Linked DNA regions of Homo sapiens: region 2 is linked to region 1. Evidence: read pairs that join two places in POLR2A ChIA-PET (ENCODE). Cell type or tissue: PC-9. All regions are shown on one strand. Links, peaks and the distances in the headings refer to the core of each region. The heading gives the core; the rest is flanking DNA. Region 1 overlaps PLD1 (phospholipase D1). Region 2 has its middle 27 kb from the start of LINC02068.

Region 1 (15,590 bases), core at 4,025-12,024:
CTGTTTGTTGCTAACACTATAAAATGCACTTTCTCACTTCCTGACTTTCTACCAAAGCAGAAAAATTATGCATGTCAAGTTTCCATGTGCAAAGATCTGAGAATCTCCTCAGAAACCATTCATTCATGGCACACAGTGTTTAAAAATGTGTCTACCTGGATCAGTTGGTCCTATCTTTTGGCTTAGTCAAACATGGCATAAAACAGTAAATTTTAGACTGTGGATTATGATTTTTTTTCTCTCTGATCGCCAATCACATTTGAGCTGTCAAAGAAAGGTTTCAAGTGGGTTGGGCAGCTGGCTTCAACTCTGAGACAGTTTTACTTATTAGAGTGAAGATTTGTTTTTTGTTTTTTTTTTATTCTGATTCCCCCGGCTGTTCTGAGGTCAGCATGGGGTAAACATGAGTCTGAGGCTCTAGGTCATGTCAGAACATGAAGGCTTTGCAAAACTTATTTCTATAAAGAATTATGGCTGTTGAGAAGGAACCAGAGGAAGTGAGAGGAACTGAGAAATTGCTTAGGGGAATTGTTGTGAGGCTGGATTCCAACGCTGGCAGAAAAATACTTAGACCAGTCCAGGGAGTTGGCAATTTGAAGACTCAGATTTCTCCAGGGTAGGAGGGACCTGGCAGAGGGCCTGTATTCTTTGGTGAGGCCTGGCTGACTGCGGACTGTCATTTCCCTCCATCTGCTTTGGGCTGCATTCTATTCTTTTTCAAATAGCCAAAATTATACTTGTTGCTAAGAATGTGACTTTGGCAGGGAAGTTCTGAGTCTCAGAAAAGTAGAGACCAGAGAAGTCTATGGAGAGAGAGGGGTAAGTTTGGGATGGCACATCATGGCACCTAATTAGTGAAAAGGGGTCACCCCAGGGTGGCAACCTGCAAAATATGTTGTTTCTTTCATTTTTTATTTATTTATTTTTTTAGAGATGAGGCCTCATTCTATCTCCTAAGCTGGAGTGTAGTGGTGAGATTATAGTTCACTGCAGCCTCATACTCTCAGGCTTAAGGAATCCTCTTGCCTCAGCCTCCAAGTAGCTAGAACTACAGGCACACCAAAACATCTGGATAATTTTTTATTTTTTTGTAAAGACAGGTGGTCTCAAATTTCTAGCCTTTAGAAATCCTCCCGCCTCCGCCTCCCAAAGTGCTGGGATTACAGGTGTGAGCCACCACACCTGCCCAAGATAAGCTTTTTAATTCTGCCTTTACCTTGCCTAACACAAGCTCACAGAACACAAGCTCACAGATTTGAAATTAAGTGAAAATATATTTTACAGTTGCAATTAACATAGGGAGATTAACAAGAATGCAGAGACGCCAGGGGTGAGGGGAACATAAAATATGTTTTGAGAATGTGTGTGTGTATCCACTGAAAGTCTAAATGTGTGACATATGTACCATTTTGAAAATGTGTCTGTCAAAAAAATGAGACTATTGAGAGATCAGAGCTAAATGACACAGGTTTATTTGAAATTTGATGAACTAATTTCCCATTTTTCACAAAGCAAACTTGAAATTGCCAGTCTTTAATGTGCTCTGTCAAACTCCAAGTGTAAGATACAATCTGCAACAGGTGCTACTTTACCATAATTTTTAAAGTCACAGATCCCTTTTCCTTTCAGGAGCAGCTCATAAGATCACTAGGAAATGTTCTATCAGAAAATATCTTGAAGTTTCTTGTAGCCCTAAAATACTATAATTTTATTTATTTATTTATTTATTTATTTATTTTGAGACAGAGTCTTGGTCTGTCACCCAGGCTGGAGTGCAATGGCATGATCTCAGCTCACTGCAATCTCCACCTCCTGGGTTCAAGCAGTTCTCCTACCGCAGCCACCTGAACAGCTGGGACTACAGTCATGCACCACCAAGCCCAGCTAATTTTTGTACTATTAGTAGAGACAGAGTTTCACCACACTGGTCAGACTGGTCTCAAACTCCTGACCTCAGGTGATCCACCCGCCTCAGCCTCCCAAAGTGCTGGGATTACAGGCGTGAGCCACCATGCCCAGCCTAATTTTATTATTTTAGAAGTCCAGATTTTTAAAGACAAATTACTACAGTAAAGAAAAATATTCTTTCAGGCTTCCAAACACTTAAAAACACATCTTTGGAACAGTATAAAATACCGGGGCCAGGCCCCGATCCAGGAAATTATGATCCAGTAAGCCTGGAGGTGAGTCAAGCTCTCTGTAATCTTGCAAAAGTCAGTGGTGATTTTGATGTGTAGTCACAGGTGAGATCCACTGTACACACTGCAGGATATGATGGATGCTGTAGTGTGCTGCCTAGATCCCCTCACCATGGGATCAAGACATCCATCCCATCAGCTACTGAGCATGTAGGCCACGGAATACTCACAGTGAAGTCCTCCAGGTATGAAAAGTATGGAGTCCTCCATAGGTGAAAGGGACTTGCCTCACTCAAGGTCATCCCCACTCCCTAGGGTCAGCCTGCATCCAATGGCTGGTCAATAGGGGAAGGGAACTACAGGCCCAACACATTTGCCTCAGCTTGGGGAAGCCCTGAATGGGTTTTTAATCCTAACCATCAATGCACTAGAGTCATGTGGTGTGAGGGGAAGCATTGGGTTGAAAGTCCAAAGATTTAGGCTCAAAGCTGTTTTTTGCCTATTGTGGTTAGTGGCCTAGACAAGTCACATAACCTCTTGAATCTCAGTTTTTAATCCTAAAAATGGGAACAGCAACAACAGCAATAATAACAACAATAACAACAACAAATACATGACCTACTCTCAAGTGTAGTTGTGAAGATTCAGTGAGATAATGTAGTTATAAACTGTGAATCACATAAAATGCTGATAGTTACTGTTATAATATGTCCTTAAGTATAAAAGTCCCCAAATATTATGTGAAAAAAGATATCAAAGTACCACATGACACTGGAAGTAAAAAGTGTTTTAATTCCCAAATGCATATGCACTTATTCTTCACTGCGTGCATTCAATGACTTAAAGTAATGAAATATAATGGTTTTGCTTATGTGTTTGTTCTGCTACTTTTAAATGGAGCTGAAATCAGCCATAAGAAGAAATTGTCCCTGGTGCCAAGACAATTCAATGTGGAAAGAATAGTCTTTTTAACAAATGGTGCTAGGGCAACTCTATATCCATCAACAAAAGAATAAAAAGTTGGGCCCCTAACTCACCCCATATATAAAAAGTAACAAAATGAGTCAAATATCTAAATGTAGGAGCTAACACTATAAAATTCCCAGGAGAAAACAGGCATAAATCTTCATGATCCTAGATCAGGCAGTGATTTCTTAGATATCACTATCTATATTCCTTAGATACCAAAAGGACAAGCGATACAAGGAAAAAAATAGATAAGTTAGCTTTTATCAAAATAAAAAAAATTTCTGTTTCAAATGACACCAGCAAGAAAGTAAAAAGACAAGCCATCGAATGGGAGAAACTAGGAATCATATATCTGATATGAGACTTGTATCTAGAATGTATAAAGAATTCTTACAACTCAAAAATAAAAAGTCAAATACCCCAGTGAACAAATGGGCAAGGGATTTCAGTAGACATTTCTCCATAGATAATACACAAATGGCCAATAAGCACACACAAAGATGCTCAGTATCATTAGTCATTAGAGAAATTCAAATGAAAATCACAATGAAATACCATTTCTTAAATGGTATTTCACACCTACTAGAATGACTATAATCAAAGAGAGAGATAATAATAAGTATTGGCAAATACAGAGAAACTGGACCTCTCATATACTATGGGAATATAAAATGGCAGAGCCGCTTTGGAAGACAGTCTGGCAGTTCCTCAAAATGTTAAACATAGAGTTAGCTATAACCTGACAATTCTACCCCTAGAGAAATGAAAATATATATCTGCACAAAAACTAGTAAAGGATGTTTATAGCAGCATTATTTATAATAGGCAAAAAGTAGAAACAACCCAAATGTCCATCAACTAATGAATGGATAAATACAATGTGGTATATCCACATCATGGAATATTATCTGGCAATAAAAAGAAATGAAATACTGATACATGCTATAATAATAGATAAGCTTCAAGAACATTATGCTAAGACAAATCAGTCATAAAAGACCCCATATTGTGTGACTCCATTTATACAAAATGCCCAGATTAGGCAAATCTATAGAAAAAGAAAAATCAGTGGTAGCCAGAGGCTAAAAATAGAAGGAATGGGTAATGACTGCTAATGGGGTTTCTTTCTGAGTGGATGAAAATGTTCTAAAATTGATTAGGTGGTGGTTGTGCAACTCTGTGAATACACTAAAAATCACTGAATTGTATAGTTTAAGTGGCTGGATTATACAGTATGTAAATTCTATCTCAGCAAACCAATTATTAAAAAAAAAATCCCATGAGCTGAATAAATATGACATACGGTAACAAGAATTTAAATATAACCCATAGCAAAATATTATGTCTGTTTTGCTTTTTTAAGCGAACACAGCTCATAGTCTGCTATTAAATAAAACAAATCACAAACCTCATGTGTGGGAAACAGACTGGCCAGGAAGAAATTTTTGTGCCTTGGAAGAATTCAAATTCCCTAGAAAGGGCAGTCAAAAATCTTTAGCAACTGACTCAGACTAAAGGCATCAATAACCTATTGCTGGCTGAACCAAATTTAAGCTGCTAGGAAATGACAGTACTTTAAAAATGGGCTTTGCAAAGTCATTTTAGTAATAAATACAAGAACATCTGCAGCGAGAACTCTCAGCCAAAGGCTGTTACCTGTGAGCTTTCAGGATCCTCTGGGCAATGGCATCGCCTATCTTGTTGAACACAACTTTGTCATCAGCACAGCTTATGAAAAACTGGTTCTATGAGAAATAAACAAGACAATCATGTTAGTCTTTATTTTCTTAGCAATATACGTAAGAACAATACTGTAATATATTTTTTAAAATGTTTCACACAGCAGATGTGTTCTGATCACTGAAATCACATCAAGAAAGTCAACGACACAGAAAAAAAGCCGCCTCATCTCACTCAGGGTCTCATCTGATTCCAGGTCATATCACCTGTAACACTTAATCAAGTGGAAAGTTACACTATATTATTTCACCATGAGAATTCCTTATAGGTGATTTTCTAAATTACATTCTCAGAATACTTAGGAACACTGCAAATTTAATCAATGGGGAAACTAGTTTTTTTCAGATTCACATGTTGTATAAATGCTTATGATTAAAAATTCTATATTGGCAAACATTCTATCTCATGCTAAGCTTGCTTTTTTAACAGAGTAGATGGTAAAGCCTGGTCTAGTTTTCTCCACCCTTTCTCCATTATTTCCTGGTATCTGCTTTCACCTTGTCTTGTTTGTCTGGGTCTCTTATTATCTCTGAACTTCTATTTTAAGTAGCCTCAACTCTCTTTTGTATGTTGCATATATATAAGCCAGTTAATAAAATAAAAAATGTTTTTTTCCTCTAAGTACTTCTGCTATTTATATATCTACAAAATAGTCTTTAAAACTGTTACTAGAAAACAAGTTACAACATTATCATAACAATGCAAAATATTTTGTTGCTGCATAAAGGAATGTGAAAAATTTGGTGCAAATATTACTAATGTTATGTGTTCAAATAGAATAGATTGTTATAACACATCTGTAATTTATAAGGACAATTATCACAAAGTAATATTTGCTAATCATCTCAAGGTAAAGAGATATATATGTAACAACTCGTAATTATCATCCCTTTGTGGCATTATCATTTTTATGACTATATAAGCTTTTATACTTAAGTGCATAAATCTGTAAAATGCCTCCAGAAGACAAACTTACAGGAAGACACGGTGCAGAAAGTCTTTTGAGAATGTGATTCCCCTTAGGGCATCAGACAATCAAAATCTCATTGGCAACCAAACCATGTTTCTTTTTCTGAATTCATATTATAAAGAAGCTTAGCATGCCTCAGCAGCTGTAAACACAGACTGGCTACATGTCATGTCCTTTACTTCTCCTTTTTTGGAAGAGTCGGATGAATGCTGACTGCTTATCTTGACTAGAGGAGTGTCAACCAGGTCTATGTCCCAACTATGTATACCTACATGGCGTTACTGACATCATTTAATACTACTGTCACATTAAAAAGAAAAGCTGATTATTTTATTTTTTATTTTTTTTATTTTTTTGAGATGGAGTCTCACTTTTGTCACCAAGGCTTGAGTGCAATGGCATGATCTCGGCTCACTGCAACCTTCGCCTCCCAGGTTCAAGTGATTCTCCTGCCTCAGCCTCCCAAGTAGTTGGGATTACAGGTGCCCGCCACCATGCCCGGCTAATTTTTTTGTATTTTTAGTAGAGACGGGGTTTCACCATGTTGGCCAGGCTGGTCTCGAGCTGCTGACCTCAGGTGATCCACCCGCCTTGGCCCCCTCAAAGTGCTGGGATTACAGGCATGAGCCACCGTGCCCGGCCAGAAAAGCTGATGTTAATGCTACTAAAAAGAGATGAAGCAAAATGATTCTGGGCAATAGATGAGCCAGCCTTCACATCTTTCCATCTCTATGGTATAATTGTTTAAATTAATAATACTAATAGCATTACTAAGCTCCAGACTTTATGCAGAGTTCGCTCATTTTCCACTAATGTCCTATATCTATTCCATGATGCCATTCAGGATACCACACTGCATTTAGCCAGCTAATATATTATATTTAACTTAGGTTTCTCTAGCCAGGCTCATGAAACAAATAAAGCTCCAATTCTTCCCTGCTTGTCTCTAATGAATTGTTGCTGTGCAGAGCGGGAGAGGGCCAGGACCCAAGGGGAAGAAAAACAGGGCTAGAATGGTTTTCCTCAGTTAACCCATTCCCCTATCTACCTTTAAAAAATTCAATGGGAAAGAAAAGACTCAAATAAGGAAGGAAATTATGCTATGATTTATTTTTTCCATTATTGTGACTTTTTATTTTCTCAGGGTTTTTCAAGTTCTCTGAACTATTTTTATATTCACTTTGAAGAGTAATTTAAGTTCCCAAACTAAACTCAGTGTCCCCAGATTTTCTCATATGCTCTAAAAATTCTGGGATGAAAAAAAGCTTCCTAATCAATAGTAGTTCACACAGGATTGAAGAAGGTGGTACCTGCTCTTAATGTTCTCACATCTTCCTTTTCCACGTTCTTTTCCCTGCACTCTCCCTACTCCGCCATGCCCAAACCAGTGGCATCCAGTGGTCTCTATTTTAGCAACTCACCCCTGTGTGTGCTCTCCTGAAATAGAACTTGCTTCACACTTAAACCCTCCAACCCAAGCGAAAACAAAACTTACCTATCCATGTTGGGGTATTTCTGTCTAATACTATTACAATGAGTTGATGATGCATTTTAACAGCAAAGATTTGTGAGACTCCCAATAGAATCTTGAGTTAATGACAATGCAGAGCCAGTTCCAGGTATGCTTGGGAGGTCAAAATTCAGGTGATATGAACCAGAGCTTCTCCAGCACTTTTCACGCCTCAAAATATACTTATTAATATGAGGGGTCCTAAGTTTGGGGACCCTGAAATCTCTGCATGATATTTAAGGGAAGGCAGTTTCTCACACGAATTTACATGAGCAAGACTTACTTCGATATAGATATAGTGCCTGCTGTTCTCTATCACATGGACGTAAGCGGCGTGGATGGACTCTTCATGGTACTTTATACCAGCAGACCAATCAGCAGCAGAGCGGAGCAACTACAAGGCAGCAATCAGAAATGAACAAGTATTAGCAATGGAGAGGACATCAGATATATTAATACAATGAAGTCACTCCTTTTTCTTCCAGACGACTGAATGATTACAGTGGCTTGAGTGTCATGTGTGAACCAAAGGAGAGTAGTGGGGTGGGGAATGCTGCTAAGGAAGAGGGGAGAAAGGGGGCAACTGGTCCTTGGATGTAGTCCATAAGGAAGGTCCTCAGCTGGAAATCACATCCTGAATATACCCTCTTTCATCCAGGATTATTTTCATTCAAAACTGGAAACCACAAATTGTGGTTTCTACAAAGACTATTTCAGAAGTACCTCTTCTGATGGCTGTGAGTATGGTAACCATTTGTATTCCTTTCCTATGACAGTCCCTCAATTATACCAGAATCCCTGTTGTTCTGGTGCATTTATTCAGAGCACCCATCTTTACTCTTAAAAGGGTACTGGTTTGGACCATATGGTATGGCCATCCTAGCTCTGACTTAACAATGTGATTATTCCTTTTCCCCTAAATAGATATTGTTCAGATTAATACATTCTAAAAGGTAGGTCATTTGGCATGTGATCTTCATTCTACCTTTAATAGCTGTCTGTTCCATGGCACGCCACTTTAGTCTAAACTTTCTAATGGCATAATAAAGGAAATTAATCACAGGAAAGAGAACTGGGGCTCAGAGAAGCAAAGAAACTTGCATGGTGTCACAGAGGTACTAGCATCAGCATCACAGCTTGAACTTGCTTTTTGTCATTCCATATCCGAAGTTTTTCTACTATGCCACACTGTTTTGCCACTTCATCACATGTGTGTGGCATGCCAGTCAATTTGGGATTGATCCCATCACCTCAGATTAAACCCATCGAAGTGGAGCTCCTGACTTTTTTCTCTAAACCATTTCCCATTTCAAATACCCCACTGGCCAGGGGCATACCATCATTCTATTAGTCTTTGGCATGCCTCTTCTCCTTAGCGTCTATATTCAATCTCACATCTACTTCAGTTTATTCTTTGGAGGATTTCTCAGATTTGCCTCTTTCTCATCGCTCACATTGCCTCGCTCTACGCAGACACTCACCTGTCCAGGCTGTATTACTCGAGCTTCTTCTCGCTCAGACACCTGAATATAGGTTATATACACTGATGCAGAGCAGGACTGTCTAGGTTCAAAGTCTGGCTCAACTATTTACTGGCTGTTGATCGTGTTTCTTAACCTCTTTGTGCCTCAGATTTTTGTTCTATAAAATGGAGTTCTACTTTATAGGGTCATAGAGAGGATTAAGTGAATTACCGTGAAATGTGTAGCAGGAGGCCTGGTATCTATTAAGTGGTTATAAGTGTTATATTAATGAGCATTAGAAGATGTGTTTGAGCTGTGGCAGGTCATGTCAGGGATGCTGCAGAGCAGACTGTGGCTGTGCACAGAAGAAAGGATGAGAGAACATGGAAAGAAGGTGTTCTCAACACTCAGCAACCATTGGTCATCACTTTTTTCCAACATTCTAACTAGCATTGCAGTATGATGTTGGCATATAGTAGGTGCTTAAACAATAGCATGACACACAGAAGAATTAGTATAAAAATAATACTTGCTATTTCTGGTTTGAAATGAATATTAAAACTGTCCCTTATAAGGTCAACTGATATTGAAAATAAAAAGAATGCTCCCATACTCATTAGGAATATACAAAGCGATCCAATACATAATCAGTTCTATGTCTGCTGTATATAAAAGGCCTGGAAAAATTCTTGTTCAAATCAATAACTTTAAAATTGCAACTATACGGCCATTAAATCCAAAACTCACACTTACTAAAAATCGCTGACTGTGCCATCCTCAGTAGTGTTATTTCTTTATCCAATATGAGGTATTTATTACAAAATATCGCCAATCAAAGCATTAAAAAAATTATCAGATGAATATGTGCAACAAAATTTCAAAATTTAATTGTCAACATGAATATATTAAATATCATAGAAGAGAACTCATAAGGAAAATTTAGATAAATATTATCCACACTGGAAAAATATCATGATTTTACATCATCTCCAAGGAGCTGCATTATTATTCATCAGGTAGAAAAAACAAAGGTTGAAGAAATAGAAGTTTTAATTCTTAGTCCACTCAAATTAATGTTTAATTTTGTTACTAAGGAACATAGCACTGAAAATGCAGGCTACTTTGAGAAGATTCTCATGCTATCCTGATGTAATTCTATACAACTCTGGAGGCAACGTATACAATTGCAGATTACACTGGAAAGAAGGGAACCTCCAGGATTTTTTTTTTTTTTTTGAGACGGAGTCTTGTTCTGTTGCCCAGGCTGGAGTGCAGTGGCATGATCTCAGCTCACTGAAACCTCTGTCTCCTGGGATCAAGTGATTCTCCTGCCTCAGCGTCCCAAGTAGCTGGGATTACAGGTGTGTGCCACCATGCCCAGCTATTTTTTTTTATTTTTAGTAGAGACGGGGTTTTGCCATGTTGGCCAGGCTGGTCTTGAACTCCTGACCTCAAGTGATCCACCTGTCTCAGCCTCCCAAAGTGCTGGGATTACAGGCGTGAGCCACCACGCCCGGCCGGAATCTCCATGATGTTTAAATGACTTGTCCAAGGTGTAAGAGAATTTACATATAATTTAAATATCATGGAGGTTCAGTTTCCTCCACTGTACAACTGAGACCTCTCCCCATCCCCTAAAGCTGCTGTGAAGAAAAAAATGGCATAACAAACACAAAGTGATAATAATGGTATGTGGCACTTAGTACTAGATATTCTATATACAGTATGTCCACCTCTGTAAAAAGTTATAGGCAAAGTTTATAACCCACCCTTGCTGGTAACATCTGAGTTTTTCCCTCGAATCCAAAAACCTTATACTTTCTTTCCTTTCTCACTCTCAAAATTTGCTCTGACTCAATGAACTCATTCACATAAGATTCAATAAATTCATTCACATAAGATACACATGAGGAGAATTACATCAATGTCAGCTTGCATATGAAGTCTAATAGATTCAGAGTGGCTTCCTGGACAGCTGGGTTAAGAGGCGATTCTTGAAAGCAGGTGCACTGGGGAAGAATTCTGAGATTGATCCTCAATGGCTTTCATGGAAGGGGACGCCTGAAGGTCACATATTTGCCATTTTTTCTGTGAAGGATAATGGTAAATGTTTCTCTATCTGTAGGCATTTAAGTATTTAAAATATTAAAGCTTCAAGCCAAAAGAAGACCATTTTATGGCCAGGGGCGGTGGCTCACACCTGTAATCCCAGCACTTTCGGAGGCCGAGGTGGGCAGATCAACTGAGGTCAGCAGTTCAAGACCAGCCTGGCCAACATGGCGAAACCCCGTCTCTATTAAAAATACAAAAATTAGCCGGGCTTGGTGGTGCATGCCTGTAATCCCAGCTACTCGGGAGGCTGAGGATGGCGAATCGCTTGAACCCAGGAGGCGGAGGTTGCAGTGAGCCGAAATCATAGCATTGCACTCCAGCCTGGGCACCAATAGTGAAACTGCGTCTCAAAAGAAAAAAAAAAAAGACCATTTTATATATCAGCCTGTGGGAGAGCATAATAAGAAAAAGCGGAGGGGGCTCCCTGATACCTGCAAAACCATCAAGTATGAGGGGTTTCCTACCTCCTGAGGGGCTTCAGCATCATCTATCCCATTGCCTGAGTCCAAGCCCCGTATCCTTTACTTACAATAAAAACTCATTAATTAAAAAATGTCATCATTTGTGGCTAAACTTGAAACATATCTTTCAAGCAACACATGAAGAAAATCACTTGGGATTGTTATTCATTTACTACTATTCTAATTAGTTAAAATCTCCCTATCACCACAAGAAAAATGGAAAATACGAATTTCCTTCTTGCTCTGCCTAGACCATTGAACTACAGGCAGGGAACCCTGAGGTTATATAAAAATCAACTTAACTGCTTTAAATGCTTGATGGCCTAGGAAGTTTTATCAACAGTCAAATAAGTCAAACCCATTGTATTCGTCTGTTCTCATGCTGCTAATAAAGACCTACCAGAGACTGGATAATTTATAAAGGAAAGAGTTTTAATGGACTCACAGTTCCACATGGCTGGGGAGGCCTCACAATCATGGCAGAACACAAAGGAAGAGAAAAGGGACATCTTACATGGCAGCAGGGAAGAGGGCATGTGCGGGGGAACTGCCCTTTATAAAACCATCAGATCTCATGAGACTTATTCACTATCACAAGAACAGCACGGGAAAGACCTACTCTCATGATTCAGTTACCTCCCACTGGGTCCCTCCCATGACATGTGGGGGATTATTACAACTCAAGGTGAGATTTGTGTGGAAACACAGAGCCAAACCATTATCACCCATTTTGATTGATTTCCTTTTGTTTTATTTTTTCACCTTTTTCCATTGCCACTGAGATTTCCTTTTGTTTTAATATTTACTCTCTTCATTTTCTTCACTGACTTCACCAACTTGTCTTGCATTTCTGTTTTAAACCAATGTAACTGAGATAACCCTCAAACTGTTCCCTCACATGCAAAAATATAGCTTATCTTACCGTCCCAAATGTGCTGGGAATCAAATCTAATCTATACTTTTCAAACCACGAGTTTGAATACATAATTTTAAAATATATAAAAAATGGCATATTTCTGATTTTATGGTTTAACCTCAAAGCTGTAACTTGGACTAGTCATTTTCTTCGTGCTACGTCTTATTTTTTAACCTAAAATATAGCCTTCTCTTTAACCACAATCCCTAATCACCTTCCATCCTATGGGCCCAAGTCAAATGTATGGATTAAATAACAGAAATTTCTTTCTGAAGGAAAACCTTTGGATCTTTCTTAGTATTTGTCCCAAATTCCCTTCCTTTCTCTCATCATAATGCTTTTATTCCCTATAAATTCAGCACATATATGAATTCCTTTTTATTTCCCTGAGATTCCAAGTCAATCATGGAACAAAGACTATTTAGGACAAAAGCACTTTTTATATGTTTCACAAGCAGAGGCCAACTGTGTAGAAGCTCACAAGTGGTATGCATTGGGGAGAGAAGGGAAGCCTCTGATTGTCGGGCCTTTTTCTTCCAGACTGTACTGAGAACAGCAGGCAAGGAGCATCAAGAAATTGACCTAGTTCAAGAACCTGTCTCATCTTATCAAGCTCTTTCTTTTCATAGCCACTTTTCTAGTTGAGTGTCAGCCATTCATATCACAGTGTGCAGTTATTCACATAGGATGATTCCTTTCCTGAACAAAAGAGAAAAGTTAATTTTGAGGCTGAAGGACAGAAAGAAAAGATAATTATTGAAGAATAGGACTTAAGGTGAAAGAAGTCCTAGGAAACACAGTATTAGTTGGGTGTTCTTGGGAGCCAGAAAGAAGCAAAAGGAGAGTTAGGGATGGATTTGGGGCTGTGGCAACAGAAGGTGATACCCAAAGGCAAACAGGACATGAAACTTTGCTCTGCTAGAGCCCCAGCAGTTACAACCATCCTGGTCTTACTGGAAACAGTATCCATAGCTAATTAACCTCAGGCACTGAAGCCAAACTGCTTAGAAGCAAGTCATCCCCACCACTTACTGTTTGTGGTTTTGAGATGGAGTCTCTGATGCCCAGGATGGAGTACAATGGCGTGATCTCTGCTCACTGTAACTTCTGCCTCCCGGGTTCAAGCAATTCTCCTGCCTCAGCCTCCTGAGTAGCTGGGACTACAGGCCCATGCCACCATGCTGAACTAATTTTTATATTTTTAGTGGAGACAGGGTTTCAATACATTGGCCACGCTGGTTTCGAACTCCTGACGTCAGGTGATCTGCCCACCTTGGCCTCCCAAAGTGCTAGGATTACAGGCATGAGCCACCGCACTAGACCCCCACTAGTTACCGTTATTTTAACCTCTCAAAGTCTCAGTTTCCTCATCTGTAGAAACAGGCTGCACAGGAGTTTAGCTTACAGACTGCTGAATGTATATGAGATAATGCACAAAGGGTTAGCACAGTGCCAAGCACACAGCAAATGCCCTGTTCATATCAGCTCTTCTAGCCAAGACCCACAGTAACACTCACAAACGTGTTAGTCCATGAAGGCCTGGCCCATACATGGAAAACAACTCCCATGGTAAATAACTTCCATGGAAATGGACAAGGTGGATTCCTTTTACCCCCACCTGCTCACTTTATTTTTCACCTATCTACTTTATTCTCTCACACCATTCTGGGATACAAAACATTTTGCTGTCCTTTCAGATCTAACAGATCCTTGGGAATATCCTTTGGACATTTATTCCAAGCGTGAAAACAATTTTTTTTCAGTGGTATAATTTGGATGTTATTTATACTTTCTTGAAAATTTTCTTTTTTTTTCCTTCCTCTCTCCCTCTCTCCTTTTTCCCTTTCCTCCTTTCTCATTCTTTCTTCCTTCCTTTCTTTGTTCCTCCCTCCCTTCCTTCTTTCCTTCTTTTCCCATAAGTAGGACTGAAGACATTATTCCAGTAGAGTTATTTCCATATAGGCAGGAATTCTCAGCATGACTGTCCAAGGAATGGTTTCTACTATGAGCTTTAAAAAGGATTGTTCCCATGTGTTGACCCCATGTTGATGCTGACACGGCATTCAGCATTTTCTTTCAGCTTAATAGACATGTCAAATATCCTCTGTCTTTATAATATATCTTAAATGCCATTAAGACCATTCTGGAACTGAGTTTATTCTAGTTCCTTCACCTTCTCTGTGTAGAAGCAGTTTCAGGACCATCTCTCCCACTTCCTCCTGCTACCCATGCCTTTTCCTGCCATGTCTTCTCTGAGTGCTCTTGGCAGGCTTCTGAGAAGGCCCAGCACTGAGGGGAAACATCCAAGATTCTTTTAAAAGTACAGTGGAAGCTGCTGAAGTCAGCTGTCAGGTCTAGATAACTTTTTCAGGAGCAGCAATTCGTGCTGGTGGGCAGGCATCCATACTGCCTGCCGTAGCTCCCCTCTCCCTGGCTGGCTGTGTCTCCCCCTCTGGAATTGCCAGTGGCGTGTGACCAATGTTTCTGTATTAAAAAAATTAATAACTAGGTGCCCTTCTCCAGAAGAAAGAATAACTTGAATTTTATCTATTATTTACTTTATTATGTCAAATACTCTTTCTCCCCATTCCAATAGATTTATGGCATAAAAATTTCTATCTAGAACAAGCTTGGTGACCTACCCAGAGAAATGTTAACTTCTTTGTTGCAAACTTTTTTTGTTTTTGTTTTTTAGACGAGTTTTGCTCTGTTGCCTAGGCTGGAGTGCAGTGGTGTAATCTCGGCTCACTGCAACCTCTGCCTCCTGGGTTCAAGCGATTCTCCTGCCTCAGCCTCTCAAGTAGCTGTGATTACAGGCATGCGCCATAACGCCCAGCTAATTTTTGTATTTTTAGTAGGACGGGGTTTTGCCATATTGGCCAGGCTGGTCTCGAACTCCTGACCTCAAGTAATCCACCTGCCTTGGCCTCCGTAAGTGCTGGGATTACAGGCCTGAGCCACTGCGCCCAGCCTGTTGCAAACTTTTGAAACACTAGCGAAAGCTTGAAGGCTGTTTTTGATGGAACTCAAACTGGTATACTCTTCTAAATGCTTTGCATGGATTAATTTAACCATCACCACAATCCTGTGAGACAGATACTGTCATTTATGTTTTTTAAATGAATGAAACATACTGCAGAGTGAAGTAATTTTCCCGAGGTTACACAGCTCATATGTCACAGAGCTGAGATGTTAACACAGTCTGGCTCTAGAATCTATCCCTTAATTGCTACCTTATATTTTTCTTCACAATTAAATAAGCTTGTGGCTTCTAAGTTACATTATGAACAGTCAACTATGTTAAAATCTTG
Region 2 (15,451 bases), core at 7,452-15,451, 960 kb after region 1:
ATCCTTGCTCTGAGATCAGATCAGGTGATGACAGTGGGGAGAAATCAGGCAGTGGGAGCAGTCACTTCTGAACCTCAAGGGGTGGAGCAGGGAGGGATAAGGGGAAATTTCCTGGGCCCCCAAGAGCACAGAGATGCCCAGGTCCAGAGTGGCAGCAGGGCGGCTGCAGCTGTACCCAGAGAGCTTCCACCCCACCAATTCCAAAGGGGCGGGCTCCCACTTGTCCCTGGCTACCACCAGCTCCATGGAGTGTGCAGCCCTGGCCACACTTCCTTACAGTCTGGGGCAAGGGCTCCAGGTCCTCACTGGGTCCCTCTCTGGCCACTCGCTCTGGCCTCTTGCTGCACTTATATACTTGGCAGCTGCAGGGCACTGTGGTCCCTGGCAGTCCTGCCTGAGGGGCAGGTTGTGATGCAGGCACTGACTCTGGCTTGAGGTGGGGTGGGGGTGTGGCCAAACTGCTGTGGCTGTGCCCTGGCTCCAGGAAGGACTACATAGCTCATGGGAGGACCAGGGCATCCCTGGCCCTGGCAGCAGCAGCAGGCCTCAATGTGAGCAGCATGGGTGAGGGGCAGCGGTGGGGGCGCCAACACCTCGGGGCTTCCTGGGAGCCACTGCCACACCCAAGCATGCTGTTCTCTCGCTGGCAGGTGGCTCAGCCAGCCCCATCATGGTGGCCCCTAGGGCAGTGGGCTCCTGGGAAACTCCCAGGGGCAGACTCCAGGGATTGTCTGCCTCCTCCCTGCACCCTCCCCATAGTGGTGGCAGGCAAGAGTGGTGATGCAGGGCCAGGGGTCCCACCACCACCACTGCTGCTCCTGTGGCCACTGCCCATGTCTCCTCACTGCAGCCTGGGCCGCTTGGGACGGCCCGCTGCTGCCAGCACAATGATTTTGGCACCCATTGAATGGAAAGTTTGCTCAACTTTAATTTTTCAATCACATTTGTGTAAACTAAACTAATCAAGATGTCTACGGTGTCAGCTATTGTTCCTGCTGTTAAAATAGTCAGTCCGCTTCCAGTGGGGCACAAACAAGACTTTTTCTTTACAAACTGATGTGGATGGTCTGCAGCAGCGGGCCTCATATTCAACATTGTCGTCTCCCTTCTTAAAATGAGTTATCCATTTGTGAACTACTAATTTCTTTGGGGCATTGTCCCCATAAACTTTCCATGAAATATCAGTGATTTCACAATTCTTCCACCCAAACATTAACATACATTTGATATTTGTTCTTGCTTCAATTTTAGCAGAATTCATGTTGTTCTGATAGGGGCTCTTTTCAAACTGATGTCTTATTCCTTCTTAGTGCCTCAAACTAGATCCTGTTTAGACACATTACAACAAGTTAGTATGAGTTAATTTTGGTGGAAAAAAATTGAAATCCATGTGTAGTTGTTTTCATAAGATGCATTTCCCATAATATTTGTAAAGTCCCTTCATATGTTTGCAAGTCTTGCATATTGTGGTGAACAGCTGCTTTCTTTTTTAGGGCATGACTCTTTTGGAGAATACATTCACTTTCATTTTCTACCTGGTGCTGCTCCTTTTGAAATTCTTTTATGATTTCATATGCACTGATATGAGCATTCCCTATTAAATTTTCCATCTTCTGTGACATGCTTCTATGTTGTTTTAGAGGCACGCAATTCATTCCACATGCACTCATATACAGACCACAAATTTGCTGTAAACATTACTGGAGATTGAACAGCAACACTATTACATAAGTGTTTTCTTAGCCTACTGTTCACAGAATTATTTGTCAACCAGTCCATAACTTTGCTGGCTCCTTCAAGCAAATGTGGCATTAATTCATTAAAAGCTACTGGAGTTTCATCAGCTGGAAGGAATGCCAATGCAGATAAACAATGTGTTTTTATTTATTTATTTATTTTTTGAGACAGAGTCTCGCTCTGTTGCCCAGGCTGGAGTGCAGTGGCACGATCTCGGCTCACTGCAAGCTACACCTCCCAGGTTCACGCCATTCTCCTGCCTCAGCCTCCCGAGTGGCTGGGACTACAGGCGCCCGCCACCATGCCCAGCTAATTTTTTGTATTTTTAGTAGAGATGGGGTTTCGTGGTGCTAGCCAGGATGGTCTCGATCTCCTGACCTTGTGATCCGCCCTCCTTGGCCTCCCAAAGTGCTGGGATTACAGGCGCACGCCATCACGCCTGGCCAATAATGTGATTTTAAACCGATGTTTTTGTCATTGCCATATCATGTGGTCAATCCACTCATCTGAATTTTCTGCCAAATGCATTGGGCTGAACAGTAAAAGCACACTTTATTGGTGACACCTTGAAATTCACTTTTAGAGGCCTTGATTGCACCTAATTTCAAATCTGTCACTATGGTTTAGGGATTCAGTTAGAAATTAAGGATTTGGGGATTTTGACATTCGGGATGGTGGCATCTGGGATTGTGTTTTTTGGGATTACAATTGGCACCATTTCATTATCTGTGCTGGTGAACCATAGGGTGCAAAGCATTAGATGTGGGGTTCAGTCTACAGGCCCTGCAGGCTGGATATCTTCTATTTGCCCTTCCAGATCCATCCCGCAGTACTCTGCCCTGCTGTGGGCCCAGAGTCTGACCGATATGGCCTGCACAAACAAGCTACCCTAGTTTCTGTTTAGAACATGGAGGCAATGGCAGAAGAATGAAGTCAGAAAGAGAATGTATTATACCATTCTTGCATTGCTATAAAGAAATACTTGAGACAGAGTAATTTATAAGAAAAGGGGTTTTATTGGCTCACAGTTCTGCAGACTGTACAGAAAGCATAGTGGCATTTGTGTCTGGGGAGGCCTCTGGAAACTTACAATCATGGCAGAAGGCCAAGGGGCAGAGAGCATGTCACATGGCTGGAGCAGGAGCAAGTTGGGGGAGGTGCTACACACTTTTTTTTTTTTTTTGAGACAGTGTCTCGCTCTGTTGTCCAGGCTGGAGTGCAGTGGTGTGATCTCGGCTCACTGCAACCTCTGCCTCCTGGGTTCAAGCAATTTTCCTGCCTCAGCCTCCCGAATAGCTGAGATTACAAGCACCCACCAGCATGCCCAGCTAATTTTTGTATTTTTGGTAGAGATGAGGTTTCACCATGTTGGCCAGGTGGGTCTCGAACTTCTGACCTCAGATGATCCAGCTGCCTTAGCCTCCCAAAGTGCTGGGATTACAGGCGTGAGCCACCGTGTCCAGCCAGTGCTACACATTTTTAAACAACCAGATCTCACAAGAACTCACTCACTATCACGAGAATGGCATCAAGGGGATGGTGTTAATCCTTCATGAGAAATCCAAATCTATGATCCAGTCACCTTCCACCAGACCCTACCTCCAACAATGGGGATTATAATTCAAACAGAGATATGGTGGCAAAACCGAACAAAACCATATCAGAGAATGAAGTTTGGAGAACCTGTTTTCATGCCTGCTTCTCTGTTGGTTTATACGGCTGCCTCCAGGCTTTCCTTACATAGCTACCCTCTCTTAGAGTGGGGAATAATTCCCTTCTTTGTCTTACCAGGCCTCGATGAGGATGCCTGTTACTACTAGTCACAGAGCATTGTACTGCCTCTTGTTGGTTTCCTTAATTGTGCCCACATCTCTGCACAGAGTCCCTATATTAAATGCTCCTCAAATGGGCCTGTTTGAGCTTGCCATCACCTTCCCATCTGGACTTGACTTATGCTCCTCATGTGCAGGGAGAATATAATGCACCTCAGGTGGGCCTTTCTATCTTAGATCCTTAAAAAATTAGGCCGGGCATGGTGGGTCATGCCTGTAATCCAGCACTTTGGGAGGCCAATGCAGGTGGATCACTTGGGGTCAGGAGTTTGAGGGAAGCCTGGCTAACATGGTGAAACTCCTCTCTACCAAAAAATACGAAAACTAGCCAGGAATGGTGACATGCACCTGTAGTCCCAGCTACTTAGGAAGCTGAGGTGGGAGAATCACTTGAACTCAGGAGGTGGAGGTTGTAGTGAGCCGAGATGGCACCACTGTACTCCAGCCTGTGCGACAGAGTGAGACCCTGTCCCCCCCGCAAAAAAAGGAAAAATATAAAAAGCCATAATAGAAATCATTTTCTATTCATTTCTCTGAGTAATTCACCAAGTACTGTGTCACATTTTTCATAGCTCTAAACCATTTTATAAATGTTTACATACACTATTTCCACCAATCCTGTTTATGAAGCAGGTGATCATCAGTAGCAGCTTCACATAACACAGGGGCTCTCACAATACAGCAGCATAGGTCAGCAACATCACTTGAGTCCTTGTTAAAATGTAAATCATTGAGTCCCACCCCAGACCTACTGAATCAGAAACTTTTGGGGTAGGACTAACAATCTGTGTTTTAAGAAGCCCTCCAGAGGATTTGAAAACCACTGACGTAACATGATTACATATGCATTTTTATGTGAGGAACCCCATCCACTACCCCCTACACCTCCACCCCAATGCAAAGCAATATTTTTTAAAAATTCAGTCCAGTGGGTCTCAAACTGGGGTATATCAATACATCAGAATGACCCTTGGAACTTGTTCAGAATCCCAGTGCTCAGGCCCTAAACTGGACTCACTGAATCAGAATCTCTGGGGCAGCATCTTACACGTGACTACCTCTGTGATATTGTTTGGCTGTGTCCCCATCCAAATCTCATCTTGAATTCTAGTTTCCACAATTCTCACATGTTTTGGGAGGGACCCCGTGGGAGATAATTGAATCATGGGGGTTGTTTCCTCCATACCGTTCTAGTGGTAGTGAATAAATTTCATGAGAGCTGATATTTTTATAAGGGGTTTCCCCTTTCACTTGGCTCTCATCATTCTCTCTTGTCTGCCACCATGTAAGACATGCCTTCACCTTCTGCCATGATTGCAAGGCCTCCCCAGCCATGTGGAACTGTGAGTCCATTAAACTTCTTTTTCTGTATAAATTACCTAGTCTCCTATATGTCTTTATCAGCTGTGTGAAAACAAACTAATACACTCTGCTTACACCATCAGCTGGAGACACCTGGAATAGATTACAACAAGCCAGAAGTTAGAATGCATATCACCTAGAGGGTTAACTGGTTACCGCTGAGGATTGGGAACAGAGGTCCTAGGGGAAGATCCAGCTACTTACAACAGAAAACCCTTTCTCCCTATTCCAAACCTGCAACAACCTGGAATCAGTCTGAAGGCAGCCCCCCACTTTCCTCAGAGTTGTTGCAGGTTTGCAACAGGGAGAGAGGGTTTTCTGTTGTTCATAGCTGGCTCATGTTTGTGGCAACTTTGGATGCAGATAAGGGTATAATGTTTGATCTTTTTTGAGCTGCCTGCCCACTCGTGTCTCTCATTCTGAGACTCTACTTCCAACCATAGCTCCCACTAATTGGGCATATGAGCAGGACCCAGATGATTGCACTCAACCAATTTATTGGCTGGCTAGCAACCAATCAGATTCCCTCTCAAAAAAAAAAAAAAAACAAAGTGCAGTAAGGCCTTGCTACTCAAAGTGTGGTCAGCTGACCAGCAGCATTAGGGAAATCCCTGGGAGTTTATTAGAAAATTAGACTCTCTGGCCATCTAGACCTACTGAATTAGAATCTGCAATCTAACAAGGTCCCCAAGTAATTCATATGCCAGTTAACCTTTGAGAAACACTAAGTCTGGGCAGCATGGTGAGAACTTGTCTCTACAAAATAAAAATATTAGCTGGACTTGTGGTGCATGCCTGTAGTCCTAGCTACTTGGGAGGCTGAGGTGGGAAGATTGCTTGAGTCCAGGAGGTTGAGGCTGCAGTGAGCCATGACTGCACCACTGCACTCCAGTTTGGACGACAGAACCATACCCTGTTTCAAAAAATCAAAAAGCAAACAAACAACAACAACAACAACAAAAAAAAAACCACTGACTTAAGAAACAATGTTAAGTCAGTAATAGGTGCCATGCCCCATCCATAATTGGTTTGTTTTTATACATTTCTGATACATGGAGAGGAAGAGGAAATAGCCTGGGTCTTGAATTTTCTGTATCAAGCTCTCTGAGGGGAAAGCTTTCCTTTATTTTGTGATCTTGGATGTCCAGGAGATTTTTGGTTGTATCCCTATGATAAACCTCACTCTACTTAAGCTATCTTGAGTGAGTGCTTTTTGCAAGAGATAGCTTGCCAAGTGATGAACTAAATCATGACTAAAAGAAAACTAAAATGCAAATTTTGTGTCCTTTTGTAGATTTTGTACAGAGTATTAGTTATGGGTAAACCAGCTTTTCTTTCCCTTTTTAAAATAAGAAATAATAAATCATCATGAAAAATTCAAAGCCAGGTGCAGGGGTGCACACTTGGCCAGCTACTGGGGAGGCCGAGGTGGGAGGTTCACTCAAGGCCACAGGTTTGAAGCTGTAGTGCACAATGATCATGCCGATGAATAGTCACTGTGCTCCAGCTTGGGCAACATAGCCAGACATTGTCTCCAGAAAAATTTTTTTAATAAAAAATTCAAATGTTTCAGAGAGTAGCAAACTGGGGGAAAAAAGTTTTTCTTCCCTTAAGATCTCTGTTCCCAGTCCTCAGAGGTAATGAATTAACAACTTTCTGTATAACCTTTAATAATTTTCTTGATTTTTTAAAATGTTTTTGACATGGAATTTTTCTTTTGTTGCCCTGGGTGGACTGCAATGGCATGATCTCAGCCCACCACAACCTCTGCCTCCCAGGTTCAAGTGATTCTCCTGCCTCAGCCTCCTGCGTAGCTGGGATGACAGGCATGCACCACCACGCCTGGCTAATTTTGTATTTTTAGTAGAAACGGGGTTTCTCCATGTTGGTCAGGCTGGTCTTGAACTCCCAAACTCAGGTGACCCACCCACCTCGACCTCCCAAAGTGCTGGGGTTACAGGCATGAGCCACCACACCCAGCCAATCTTTAATAATTTTCATATGCACCTATAACATTTTCTTTTTTTCCATGAGCCCCAATAAAAGAAAATCAGAAAGCAGATTATCTTATCATCAATACACATCCAGGGATATATTTGACAATATCTAACATTTGACTTTGGTTTAACTCAAACCTTTTTAAATTGCCCTTCTACAGCTTTATTTTTAATAGTCCTTAGAGACAAGTAGTAGGACAAACACTGTTACTTTTATTGATTCAATATATGGTTACACTGATGTTTAAAGTCACGTCCACAGTTCTCATTGAGGTTCATTAAATAAATAGTTACGTGAAAGTTCCTGCTGTATTGCTTTAAAATAATTGAGGACATTATTCAGTAGGTCACATGTCGGGATTTTCTTTTAGAATTTATTGATAAAGAAAGATGATCAACTCTGAGAAATTAGAAGACTTCTTCCTGTTTAAAATAAAGACTGAGTCACTGACTAAATTTTCTACTTTTTGCCTTGACTGCCAGGGTCCTCAGGGCCAAACTGGAAGTTCAACCACATAAACTGATTTTTCTAGTTAGCATATTTTTGTTCATTTCCTTGGCTATGAGCCTGATATGGTTTGGCTCTGTATCCCCACCCAAATCTCATTTTTAATTGTAATCCAAATTGTAATCCCCAGGTGTTGAGGGAGCGACCTGGTGGGAGGTGATTTGATCATGGGGGTGGTTCCCCCATGCTGTTCTCATGATAATAAGGGAGTTCTCTCACAAGATCTGGTTGTTTGATAAGTGTGAGACTCTTGCCCCTTTGTGCTCTTCTCTCCCTCCTGCCACCATGTAGGATGTGCCTTGTTTCCCCTTCACCTTCTGCCATGATTGTCAGTTTCCTGAGTCCTCCCCAGCCACGCAGAACTGTGAGTCAATTAATCCTCTTTTGTTCATAAATTACCCAGTCTCAGGTATTCTTTATAGCAGTGTGAAAACACACTAATACAGAGCTACTATTTCTGTGTCACAATTTCATTATATTTTTTGTTTAATTATAAGCTGTTTCAAGTATTTGGGGGGAGTAAGAAAGAGGTTTAGATAAAATGACTTTTAAGATGGGGAACACAAAACCCCAATAAAAACTTAAATTTACCGAGATATTTACTGGCAGAGCTGGAACTGGGATTACAGTTTCCCAAATTTTAGTTCATGATATTTCCTCTCTTCTACATGAAATGAATGGTGAGGTTTTCCTTCTTAATCATTTTATGTCTGTTTTTAAAAATATGGCAGTTCCACAAACATCGTGGCTGGATGTTGTTTGCTGGAACCTGTGCCCCAGCTTTTGAAGGCCACCCCTCCCTGCCTTATTTGTTGTTTTCAAAGGCAGTTTTTCTATAATGCAGTGCTGGGTGCCTGGGGTTTGCCAGCAAACAGAATGAAAAGATAAAGGTCGTATATTTCCTGCTACACTAAACGGTCCCTCAAAAATGCAGACCACCACTGTTCTGTCAGCCTTTCTGCAAAGGGATGGCAAATATCTACCTTGAATAAAAGCATGTTAAAAAAAAATAAAACACTTTGGCAAGCAGAGAGGTGAGTCATATTTCAACAAAGGATTAATGCAAGTCCTGTTTTGTTTGTTTTGAGAACTCAGTCATTTTTTTAATCAGGTAGTTATGAGAATTTTCAATTCTATTTTATAAAAAACAACCCAACTTAATCCTGTGATGAACTATGACTTTTATTGACCTTTTACAAAAAGTACAAGAAAGCTATTGATAAATCTTTTCTTTCTTTTTTGTAAAAAAAAAAAAAGAAAAGAAAAGAAAAGAAAAAGAATCCAGATGAAACACAAAACACAAACCGCAGTGTATGGGATGGCGAACGTCGTTGACTTTCAAGGCGCCCTCTACTGGCAATGGCTTTAAATTTTTAAATGTCTATTATATTATAGGCTTTGGAATTTCACTCTTTAACCAAATAAGATTTTCAATACATTAGTAGAAAGAAAACTCATGCAGGAAAGAAAGCCCCAGATATTTTATCTCAGGAATATAAATAAGCGAATATATACAAAAGTATCAGGCATTATTTTACATATCCTGAAAACTATGCGTTGTTAATAGGAAGAAGAATGATACAGTTGGTTGTTCATCAAAGATTTATTGAGCGCTTATAAGAGGCACCATGTCAGGCATTGGGGTCACAGAGGTGAGGCTGACGTGACCCCCACATCAAGGGTCCTAGTCTTGTGAGGGAGTCAGACCTACCTGCAGACAATTACCATGTCATGTGTGGAGTGCAGTGTGAGACCCGAGGAACGACCCCTAAATCCTCCTGAGAAAGGAGTTAGGAAAGGCTCCTGGAGGAGGCTGGCAAAGAAATACAAGAACAGTGAAAAGCACTCTAAGGAGAAGGAAGGGTGTTCGGTAAGAGAACATGGCGCATGTGCGGAACACGAACAGAACCGCGGTAATAAGTTCCGGGTTGGCTAGCTGTACCACAGCACGATGTGCAGGGACGGCCAGGAGAGGATGCTACAGAGCAGCAGCTCTCAAACTTTTCAGTCTCAGGACTTTACAATCTTAAACATTATTGAGGACCCTTCCCCCTCCCCCACGAAGAGCTTTTGTTTATGTGGGCTTCATTTATTGATGTTTACTTTTTTTTTTTTTTTTTTTTTTTTTGAGACGGAGTCTCGCTCTGTCGCCCAGGCTGGAGTGCAGTGGTGTGATCTCGGCTCACTGCAAGCTCCGCCTCCCAGGTTCACGCCATTCTCCTGCCTCAGCCTCCAGAGTAGCTGGGACTACAGGCGCCCGCCAGCACGCCCGGCTGATTTTTTGTATTTTTAGTAGAGACGGGGTTTCACCCTGTTAGCCAGGATGGTCTCGATGTCCTGACCTCGTGATCTACCCGCCTCGGCCTCCCAAAGTGCTGGGATTACAGGCGTGAGCCATCGCGCCCGGCCGATGTTTATTTACTTTTAAGAAACTGTTGGATGGGCATGGTAGCATGCACCTGTAGTCCCAGCTACTTAGGAGGCTGAGGTGGAAGGATCACTTGAGCCTGGGTGGTCGAGGCTGTTTGCCAAGATTGTGGCACTGCATGCTCCAGCCTGGGTAACAGAACAAGACCCTGAGGAAAACAAACAAAAAAAGAAGGAAGGAAGGGAGGGAGGGAGGGAGACTAAAGCTGATAAATTTGAAATGTAGTTATTAATGTATTTAATTACATGTTATCTTAAGCTCTATTTTACGAAAGAAATCCTGAATTTTTCAAATACAAATTAGTGAAAAATGTGGCGTTGTATTATATTTTTACAAGTATCTTTTTTTTTTTTTTTTTTTTTTTTTGAGACGGAGTCTCGCTCTGTCGCCAGGCTGGAGTGCAGTGGCGCGATCTCGGCTCACTGCAACCTCCGCCTCCTGAGTTCAAGTGATTCTCCTGCCTCAGTCTCCCGAGTAGCTGGGACTCCAGGTGCGCGCTACCACGCCCAGCTAATTTTTGTATTTTTAGTAGAGACGTGGTTTCACCATGTTGGCCAGGCTGGTCTTGTACTCCTGACTTCAGATGATCCACCCACCTCGGCCTCCCAAAGTGCTGAGATTACAGGCGTGAGCCACCACGCCCGGGCCTACAAATCTCTTTAATGTCTAGCTTAACTAGAGACAGCTGGATTCTCACACCTGCTTCTGCCTTGGATCTGTTGCAACATCACATGTCTGTAGCTGCTGGAGGACTCCGCTGTGCACTCATGAAAGAAAAAGTGACAAAGGCAAATAACATAGTATTATGAAAATAGTTTTGATTTTGTGGGCCCCCAAGGGGTCCCCAGACCACACGTAAGGAACTACTGCTGCAGAGGTGGGCAGGGGCAAGGTCACGAGGGAGAGCCGGGCACATAACATTAAGTGGCTTGAAACCTGCCAGTAGGCAACAGGACTTGAAGCTGAGAAGTATCTTGTCAGGTGTGAGTTTTAATTCATCGTTTTTGCAGCTGTGGAGGGGATACATTTGAGGAACATGAAACTGAGGGAGACAAGTAGTTAGGGAGTTATTGCAATTGTTTGGGCAAGAAGTGATGACTCAAGTAAAACAGTGTGTCCAGGGATGGAAAAAAAAGGGAATGGTGTTGGGAAATATTTAGGAAGTAAAACTGATTGGGCTTGGTGATTGATTGAAAGTTGAAGGACTGGAGGAAATAAATAAAACTTATAATTCTAGCTTGAGTAACTAGAGACCTAAGAGAAGGTGATACAATCAAATGACATAGGGACCATATAATGCAATGGCACTTCAGGGAAGAAGGTAATGCATTTAGATTGAGGCTTGCTGCCCTGGTAGGCCTAAGGATGGCTCAGGAGAGACATCTGGAAGGAGGGTGAATGTATAAATCTCAATCTTGTGCATGAGCATATTTACCATAAAACTTGAGTTTAGGGCCCTTTATCTGAATAAGCCCCTTTTATAGGTACACAAGATGTTGCTTTTTAAAAACACACATAGGTAAAAATACTTTTTAACTGCAGTTAGTATCACTGACTCTTCCCACCACAACTTCTCCTCCATTGTGATTCTCCACGTTAGATGGCTTGGAATGGCTACAGGCATTTTGGGGATCCGCTAAGGAAAAATTGAGCTGGGGATACATTTAGCTTGAGTTTAGAAGGATATATTTATTATATGCAGCTGCTTCAGTTAAGTTATTGCTGACTTATCCAGGAGAGGAACAGCTTCCAGGAATATCCCATTCTATACTCTGCTGAAGTGGAGGGCGTATGTATTGCAATATGAACTTATTCAATAGCACTAAGCAAAATAAATTTCAGCAGAGTGGAGCAAAAACAATGTTAGAAATGTTTGGGGTCAGAGTCAATCTGTGAAAAATTCTCTCAATCATCAGACATAAAAAATGTAAAGAGAATTTTGTTCTTTTCAATGACTAATCAAAATGGAATTCTCCTCTGGAAAGAATTGTGGTGCAATAAAGATGGCTATAGGCTGGGCACAGTGGCTCATGCCTGTAATCCCAGCAGTTTGGGAGGCTGACATGAGTGGATCACAAGGTCAGGAGTTCAAGACCAGACTGGCCAACATGGTGAAACCCCACCTCTACTAAAGATACAAAAATTAGCTGGGCGTGCTGGCGCATGCCTGTAGTCCCAGCTACTCGGGAGGCTGAGGCAGGAGAATTGCTTGAATCCAGTAGGCAAAGGTTGCAGTGAGCTGAGATTGCGCCACTGCACTCCAGCCTGGGTGACAGAGTAAGACTCTGTCTCAAAAAAAAAAAAAAAAAAAAGGCTATAAACTCTTAATCACACCCTCCATTGTGTGATGGTGTCTGTCTCCCCTCTCCTTAAATCTGGGCTGGTCCTATAATTTGCTTTGACCAACTGAATATGGTGGAAGTGATGTTGAATAACTTCCAAATCTGGACCTTAGAAGACACAAAGCTTTTTGCTTTTGCATATTGAGAATGTTCTATCTTGGAATCCAGATGCCATGCTTTTAGTATTACAATTCAGAAGGGAAAGCCATGTAAAGGAGATCCAAGGCAGTCAACCAACAGCCAGCACCACTGCCAGCCTCGTAGTGAGCCATCATGGAGGTTCTAGCTCAGTGGGACCCTGAAGTTTGTAGTCACAGGCAACATCAAGTTTAGCAGATGGTCCGCCAAGCTAAGCTCAGTCCACCCAGAATTCTGAGACAACAAATGACTGTTTTAAATTGCAAGTTGCATAATAATTTGTTGCTTGGCAATAGATAACCAAAACCCTATTGCATCATGTATAATTTTAAACTCTCCTTTGGTGTATGTGGTGTGTGTGTACACACACAAAAATTTTTCTTTAATGGAAATCACATGAAGTAGAATTTTGTGATGTTGATATTTGTCAACTTCTAAAACTATGGACAATTCAGTGTTTGGGCCAGAAGGAAAATAAAAGTCAAAGGGGAGTTTTTTGTTGAGAGGACAAATTTGACTGTATTTATAGAGCTAAGAGGAAGGAGTGAGTAGAAACGGAGAGTTAAAGGTACAGGACAGAAGGGAGGTACTTTAGCAAGTCCTTGAGTGAGACAATAATGAATTGGATTAAGGACACAAATAGAAACACTGGCTTTATCCAGAAGGAAGTTAACTTCATTCTGTGAGACTGGTGGAAATGACGTAAGCAGGAGAGTTGTTACTCAGCTTAGTAAACCATTTATCTTAAAGTACAATACTTAAAATAACGTTAACCTGCAGCTAAGCAAAATAAGTATTATTTCTTGATTTCATGAATTTAACTGGAATGAAAAACATTTTCTCTATTAAAAAAATAATGAAAACAAAAAGGGAAAACCACATCTTAAAAGTGGTAGATTGCTGTTGGCCGGGCGCAGTGGCTCACGCCTGTAATCCCAACACTTTGGGAGACTGAGGCAGGTGGATCACGAGGTCAGGAGATCGAGATTTTCCTGGCTAACACGGTGAAACCCCGTCTCTACTAAAAATACAAAAAATTAGCCGGGCATCGTGGCAGGCGCCTGTAGTCCCAGCTACTCGGGAGGCTGAGGCAGGAGAATGGCGTGAGCCTGGGAGGCGGAGCTTGCAGTGAGCCGAGATCGTGCCTCTGCACTCCAGCCTGGGCAACACAGTGAGACTCTATCTCATTAAAAAAAAAAACACACAAAAAAAAACGTGGTAGATTGGCTTGTCTGGTTAAAATTTCTCAAACTCTAGGCCCGGCGCGGTGGCTCACGCCTGTAATCCCAGCACTTTGGGAGGCCGAGGTGGACGGATCACGAGGTCAGGAGATCGAGACCATCCTGGCTAACATGGTGAAACCCCGTCTCTACTAAAAAATACAAAAAATTAGCCGGGCGTCGTGGCGGGCGCCTGTAGTCCCAGCTACTGGAGGCTGAGGCAGGAGAATGGCGTGAACCCGGGAGGCGGAGCTTGCAGTGAGCCGAGATTGCGCCACTGCACTCCAGCCTGGGCGACAGAGCGAGACTCCGTCTCAAAAACAAAAACAAAAATTCTCAAACTCTAAAATTGACTTCAGGCTGGGCATAGTGGCTAACGCCTATAATCTCAGCACTTTGAGAGGCTAAGGTGGGAGGATTACTTGAGCCTAGGAGTTTGAGACCAGCCTGGGCTACATGGTGAGACCCCATCTCTTAAAAAAAAAAAATTCCGTGGAACACTTATAGAATATGTTAGATAGGTCATTTTTTTAGTGCAGTTTACAATGGTTTATTCAACATAGCAAAAACTATCTGCTGAGAAAAATTTAGAACAGACATGAGTTGTGCAAAAAGCAAAAAGAACTTCACTCAAAAGCATTTTTTGCTTTAAAATTTGGTAGTTAAAAACAGGGCTTCCTTTCAGTTGTTTCATTTTGTTTGGAAATATTTACTTTTTAGTCTTAATTATATTTGACATAACTTACTTCTTAAAGAAGAAGGGTAATAATACCCCAATTCTTATAAGTTTAATTTTTCTTGGTGAGGACTTATTCAAAATCAACTTTAAAAAAACCACTCAGGCCAGGTGCGGTGGCTCACACCTGTAATCCCAGCACTTTGGGAGGCTGAGGCAGGTGGATCACTTGAGGTCAGGAGTTCAAGACTAGCCCGGCCAACATGGTGAAACCCCATCTCTAATAAATACAAAAATTAGCCAGGCACAGTGGCACGTGCCTGTAATCCCAGCTACTCAGGATCGTGAGGCAGGAGCATTGCTTGAACCTGGGAGGCGAAGGTTTCAGTGAGCCAAGATCATGCCACTACACTCCAGCCTGGGTGACAGAGCGAGACTCAGACCATGTCCTCTCCCTCTCACTCCCCGCAAAAAGAGAAGAACATGGCAAATGGCAGTTACAGCGAAGAAACACACTCAGGAAGGAGGCTTCAAAATCGTTTTTTCAAAGTCTACTGTGTGCCCTGTTTTAAGTGCTGAGAAAACAGGAAAGGCCAAGAAAGACAAAGTTCCTGCCCTTGTGGAGCTTACAAATAAGCACGGGGAGAAAAGAAAACAAGCACATACATACAGACATGATCATCAGAAGTGAGATGGAACAGCAACAATCAGTGTCGCAATCAGATGAGAGGGCCAGGGGATGGGGACAGTGGTGGTGATTGGGAGGGTTGGGCAGACTGGCTGGCTGAGATGGACTTCTCTGAGGCGGGGGCATTTAATCTAAGATGCCAACAATGAGTCAGCCATGAGAAAATGTGGGAGAGGAGCCTTTCAAATGAAGACGCGTGCAAATGCTGTCACCAACCTCTCTCACTCTGATGACACAAAATGTACTGACAGCACTGAGCTACCATGTGTGCCTATTAGAAATCATATTTACATTTCCAGTCTTTTGGATTTGAGACATCTGGTACTGATATCTGTATCTTCTAGATGTTTCAATAGGGGGTCCATTAGAAAATCTGAGTTATAAAAAAAATTAAAAACATAGGGGATAAAGAGAATGAAAATAACAAGAAAGCAATATTAAAACACACATACAGTTTACATTTAAATGCCCCAAAGGAGATGTGTTGGAGCTGTTTGGGGATCCATCCAGCCAAATATAACCA

What was found. ChIA-PET counts read pairs that join two places held together with the same protein. Peaks named below come from ENCODE experiments on the same cell type or tissue, not always from the same donor. Only the 100,000 strongest peaks of a DNase experiment are listed, where the experiment ranks them.
Region 2: POLR2A ChIA-PET joins it to region 1 with 10 read pairs; 3 of 35 experiments call an interaction of 5 or more read pairs at or near these places.

Annotation. Positions count from the first base shown.
Region 1 is chr3:171,654,450-171,670,039 of GRCh38, forward strand. PLD1 (phospholipase D1) reads right to left here. Exons shown (of 27, transcript NM_002662.5): 20 at 7,611-7,721; 21 at 4,764-4,852. Among named protein-coding and RNA genes, the nearest start is that of PLD1, 150 kb to the right of the region's middle. In PC-9, for the core only: no CTCF peak of the experiment used is centred there; no DNase peak of the experiment used is centred there.
Region 2 is chr3:172,614,637-172,630,087 of GRCh38, forward strand. No RefSeq gene overlaps it. Among named protein-coding and RNA genes, the nearest start is that of LINC02068, 27 kb to the left of the region's middle. In PC-9, for the core only: CTCF peaks have their summits at 8,773 (motif pointing left) and 8,979; DNase peaks (open chromatin) are centred at 8,485, 11,026 and 11,815; H3K4me3 peaks cover 790 bases; H3K27ac peaks cover 2,524 bases.